2 separate regions of the Homo sapiens genome follow, and region 1 is linked to region 2. Evidence: read pairs that join two places in POLR2A ChIA-PET (ENCODE). Cell type or tissue: PC-3. All regions are shown on one strand. Links, peaks and the distances in the headings refer to the core of each region. The heading gives the core; the rest is flanking DNA.

Region 1 (2,813 bases), core at 37-2,536, 150 kb after region 2:
CTGGCAAACACCTACTCAGCCTTCAATTCCTGCTGAGGAGGCTTTCCTGAGCAATTCTCTTCTGTTCTCCCCCCAGTAGAATTGCATTCTATTCTCCACGGAATTCCATCAGAGAAGCTGTAACATATCGTTATACTTATTTGCTTATCTTCTACCCTTACTAACCTGTGAGCACACTGGGAACAGAAGCACCCAATTCATCTTTGCATCCCAGAGCTGGGCACATGTTTGTTGAAAGAATGAATCAGTCAATCATTCAAGGTTGATCAAAAGTAACCTTAACTGAATAACCTCATATTTTTTTCTGGTCTACATTAAACTTGGTCATGCTGGCAATTGGAATTAGAACCTTTGTAAATACAAACCTAAACAAATCACATTTTAAAAGAAACTCCTTTTGGTTTTGTTCTTTTCTTGGATGCTTTCTTCTGCCCATCAGAATTTAGGATGGAAACTTGAATAGGCAATTAGCATGACAGCCCCAGTGATTACTCCCATAAGCTACAGTCCTTAAGTGGTAGAAAATAGAGGCCTTGGGTAGACTTGAGTGTATTTCCTTATTAGGAAATCACAGTGATTTCATGAAAGTCACAAAGGAAATGTTTTTACTGAGAAATAGCATGCTGTAACTAATGAGGAAAGGAAAAAAGTATGTATTTTTAAATCCCACATACTAACACTATGTCTAACAATGAAATTATGTATTCAGGAAATTCTAAGCTTACACTTGGCCCAGTTGAACAGAGAGATATTAATTTATCTGAAGCCCCAGTGTATAAAAAGACATCTGACATGGTCATGGCTTGCAGCACTGTGTCTGTTATCAGTTTCAGGGGCACTTTCCCAGGCATGCCGTCATGGAATCCTCACAATGGGTAGGTGGCTTTCACATGTTTAACAGAAATGGGAATTGAGGCTGTGATTTTTAAAGCAGCTTGTCTGAAAACATGCAGTGGTCAGACCAGAGCCAAGACATGAGCCATGTCTGCCTGCTTGTCACAGCTCCAGAGCTGTACTCCTATGACAGTGTGCAGACCACATATTGTAACTCAAATAAATTAACCTAGAGATTAGTATGAAATTGTTTATATGATTACTAAAATACATGGTAGAAGCTTATTGAGTATCTTTGTTTTTTTTTTGAGATGGAGTCTTGCTCTGTCACTCAGGCTGGAGGGGAGTGGTGTGATTTCAGATCATTGATTGCAACCTCTGCCTCCTGGGTTCAAGCAATTCTTCTGCCTCAGCCTCCCAAGTAGCTGGAATTACAGGCACCCACCACCACTCCTGGCTAATTTTTGTATTTTTAGTAGAGATAGGGTTTCACCATGTTGGTCAAGCTTGTCTCAAACTCCTGACCTCAAGTGATCCACCCGCCTCTGTCCTTGAGTATCTTTGAAACTCTCTTGAATAACCCTTGAAAAATGAATTTTAAATGAAAAAAAAAAGGAGGAAAATAAAGCTTGGGACACAAGCAACTCTGGCTCTAGTCCTGGCTTTGATGACAAATTCACAGTTTGCCCTTGAGTGAGTCATTTTTTCAGGCTTGACCTAAGTCAAATAAGATGTTTGGGCTTTGTAATTTCAAAAGTGCATCTATCTCTGGCTATCTTATGCTATGGGAAAGAAGGCAAGACTAAAGAATAAAATATTCTGGATATCCTTGCAATGACCAATTCTTAAACTGGAAAGAATCCTCAGCAGGGTTGACAGTGGCTGATCAGCACCCATCATCCACCAACATTCACTTTTAAATAAATGAATTAATGAATGAATCAGTTATCCCTTCTTATAATTTTACTTGGGTTCAATTTTTAAGAAATTTATATTCCTGTGCATGTTTTTTACATCTTGTCTATGTCCTGGTGTCGACCAACGTGGACAATGTAAATCAGGATAGCATTAGAACAAAGCAAGAAAGATGTACAGAGGGGAACGGAATTAACAGCACATAATAGTGACATCTCAGCTCAGCCAAGGCAGAAGGGCAATTGTCAGGAAGGCTTTTGTGAATCACTGACTTCGTAAAGTGTTGATTTTTTTTTTTTTTAATTTGAGGTGGAGTCTCGCTCTGTTGCCCATGCTGGTGTGCTGGTGTGCATTGGCGTGATCTCGGCCCACTGCAACCTCAGCCTCCTGGGTTTGAGTGATTCTCCTGCCTCAGCCTCCCGAGCAGCTGGGAGTACAGGCATGCACCATGACACCTGGCTAATTTTTGTATTTTTAGTAGAGACAAGGTTTTGCAATGTTGGCCAGGCTGGTCTCGAATTCCTGACCTCAAGTGATCCACCTGCCTTCCACCTCCCAAAGTGCTGGGATTACAGGCGTGAGCCACCGTGCCCAGAAAATGTTGATATTGTTTATTCGATCCTTTTGTACAAACAGATCTTTTCTTCTTCAAATATTTTCTTACTTTAAGCAGTGAGAACACAAAAATGTCGTGAATGTAACTTTTCTTCTTAACAACTGTAAAGAAGAAGGAAATCCACATGGTCCACAGCTTGTAAAAAGTCTTTAGAACGCCCTTATATAAGCCTTGGTGTCATGTCCAGAATTCTTTTTTCAATACTATATATCCATAGTTTCTATCTATTGGAAAACACCAAGCTCTGTTCATTTCTGTAATGCATACCATTCTGATCTTAGTTATACACTCAACACCTCTCTCTGATCCGAGGTATTGATAGCAACCTCTTGACTCCTATTAACTCAATCGGTATTTAAACAAAATCTGTGGGTTAAGAGCACAACTCAATGCATTCAGGCAACACATTCCAAATGTCAGGTTCTGGGCACTGAAGATACAGTGACAA
Region 2 (2,813 bases), core at 145-2,644:
TTTGCTAGGAGAAGAACACATGCTTTCGGCAGAGGGAAACACAAGTACAAAGACCTGGAGCCATGAAAGAGCAAGGCATGTCTGGGAAATGGTGAGAAGTTAGAAATTTATTGTCTTCTCATCTCTGCCATCAGTAATGTGAAAACGGGTTATGGAACTTGCAGGGTTTCCCCAGCCTCTGGACAGTTGGATAAGCCACAGGTGATATCAGAGGTAAAATGCCCCAGCTGTCAATGAAATGTGAGATTAGAGCAACCTAGAACTCTCTGTGACAGCTGGGTATGTCCCCTCTGAATCTGGTTGGCCAGCAGGTCCACCTTCTGCACCAGAGTGAACTGGAGAAGGAGTAGAAACGGTAAGGGAGGCCCCAGGCAGATCACAAGGCCCTGCTGGGGATGATGACTTAGGGTTGCAAACTATAATTCCAAATCAATTCACAAAAAAGATTTTCGTCGGGGTTTCTTAACCTGAAGTTCGCAGATTGTTTTCCAAAAAACTCTGTGAATACCCTGACATTTTACAGAAAACTTCCCATTTGCATATGTGCAGTTTTTGTGGAGAAAGTCTGACCATATTTTTCACCACATTTGAAGAGAAATCTTGGTAGCCCCAAATATTTGTGATGCATTCATCTGGATGTAGTGATTCAGAAATAAATAAAACCTTGGTCTGTCAAAACAGTTTTTCTGCTTGGCAAAACAAAATAAGAATCTGAAAAGCAGATAGTCTTGAGTTCACATTCTAGACATAAGTTAATTCTGTTCCTTATTAACTGTGTGACTTCAGCCAATTACCCAACCTCTCTGTTTCCTTTTCTGTAATAATATCTACTTAGATATTTTGGGGGAACAGTGGGTGAGGCATAAAATTAAATAATATAAACAAATGACTAGCACATAGGAGGCAATCCTATATCATAGTAATTATTTTTACTATTTTATTGCTAATATGCTGGGGTTGCTCAGGGGACAGAGAAACTTTCTGACTGAGTTTTTGGTGACAGTATTTAGAGAAAAAACAGTGTCTGGCTGAAGGCCCTGTCTCCAAATGTTCTGGCAATGTTGCTTTTGGCTGTCCCTGGCTGGTGTCTGTCTTTACCTTGAACTGCCCTAAGATTAGAATTTCTTGTAAACGGTGACTTAATTATTCGCCTGCATCCTTTTACAACGTCGGGCTGCTTCCCCCTGTGCTCAGGGAGTTGCCTCTCTGGCTGCTGCTTAGAGTGGACTGGAATTGACTTGTCTGACTGCTCTTTTTGAGGGCATTATCTCCAGTCCCTGAAGGTAAGTGTGGAGGTGCACATACATTTTAGGCCACTCCACTCAGGCATACCCACCTGTTTTTGGTGGCCTTGTGCAGGCACTCATGTAGACTTGGCGTGGGCTTTTTAGGCAAGAAAAGTGGCCAGAATGAAGCACATCCGAGAATGAAAAAGAGAAGGTCACCACGAAAAGCTTCAGCAGCAAACCAGTGAACTAGCTGCAGATGAAAGGGAATTCCAGTCTGACTCATCATGGGATCAAGGTAGATTCTTCACTAAGTAAAGCTTGTGGTGAATTTCTGTGCTTAAGAAAGTGTTTTGCAATTGGAGAATTCCTATGCATCCTCAAAGCAAATATCACCTCCTTCCCAAAGCCTTACCTGAACCCCTAGACAGAGGGGGATGTTGCTTCCTCTGTCCTGCATGAACACTAGGACATAGCCCTACGTCTATCTAGCCCTCCTCCCCTGGGAGCTTATTCAGATGTCTGTCTTCCATTAGGCAGTGGTCGTATGCCTTACCAAACACCTTTATTTCTTTTCTTTCTCTCTTTCTTTCCTTTTTTTGTTTTTTTGTTTTGGAGTCTTGCTCTGTTGCTCAGGCTGGAGTGCAGTGGCATGGTCTCAGTTCACCGCAACCTCCACCTCCCAGGTTCAAGCAATTCTCCTGCTTCAGCCTCCTGAGCAACTGAGATTACAGGCACCTGCCACCACGCCCGGCTAATTTTTTGTATTTGTAGTAGAGATGGGCTTTTGCCATGTTGGCCAGACTGGTCTTGAACTCCTGACCTCAGGTGATCCACTCACCTCGGCCTCCCAAAGTGCTGGGGTTGAGCGAGAGAGGAAGAGAGGAAGGGAGGAAGGGAGGATGGAAGGAAGGAAGTCCTGTTTCTGAAGTGAGAAAGACATGAGTTCTGTTTCCATGTCCACAACTCACTTTATGCAAAGCCTTAAACAAACTTGAACTTCTCTGAGGTTTAGCTTCCCCTCCTCTAAAAGGGGAACATGCTGGTTGTCTTGCAGGGTTGATTTAGGGATCAAACAAAGTCAATAGGTGAAAATAAAAAGAAATGGGGTGGAAGTAATTACGAATCAGCTCCTAATTAAGAAATAAACAATGTGTTTCTCTTTCCTCTCCCTAAATTCAGTTGTTTCCCAGGCATTCGCCCCATGTGTGGACTGCAGGGATAATGTGTCTCTGGACAGAAGTCTCTCTCGTTTGACTGCTGTGGATTCCCGCAGACTCTAGAACACCAGTCTCCCTCCTCTCCTGGCCATCCTGCAGGGAGCCACCCTTGTAGTCTTTCTAGAACCCACATGTCATGCTCATGCTGAATAACACCCATGAGTTCTCCAGTGTCATCAAGATGAAATCCAAGCTCCAGTGCATGGCCCTCTGCCCTCCGGACCGGGCCTGACTCTCCTCCTTTCTCTCCCCACATCAATCCAGGGCTCCCTGGAATCACCATGCTGCTTTTGTCTTTCTGCCTCAGCCTGGGCTGCAGCTTTAGCCAGGACACGTTCTCTGCCTTTTTCTTATTCATTTACCAGGA

What was found. ChIA-PET counts read pairs that join two places held together with the same protein. Peaks named below come from ENCODE experiments on the same cell type or tissue, not always from the same donor. Only the 100,000 strongest peaks of a DNase experiment are listed, where the experiment ranks them.
Region 1: POLR2A ChIA-PET joins it to region 2 with 6 read pairs; 4 of 35 experiments call an interaction of 5 or more read pairs at or near these places.

The regions. Positions count from the first base shown.
Region 1 is chr2:12,636,486-12,639,298 of GRCh38, forward strand. No RefSeq gene overlaps it. Among named protein-coding and RNA genes, the nearest start is that of TRIB2, 79 kb to the right of the region's middle. In PC-3, for the core only: no CTCF peak of the experiment used is centred there; a DNase peak (open chromatin) is centred at 1,526.
Region 2 is chr2:12,485,229-12,488,041 of GRCh38, forward strand. The region is part of intron 4 of MIR3681HG (MIR3681 host gene); the gene reads left to right. It overlaps LOC107985853 (a long non-coding RNA gene), which reads left to right and starts at 1,055. Exons shown (of 3, transcript XR_001739290.3): 1 at 1,055-1,283; 2 at 1,392-1,524; 3 at 2,409-2,813. In PC-3, for the core only: no CTCF peak of the experiment used is centred there; a DNase peak (open chromatin) is centred at 1,533; H3K4me3 peaks cover 406 bases; H3K27ac peaks cover 526 bases.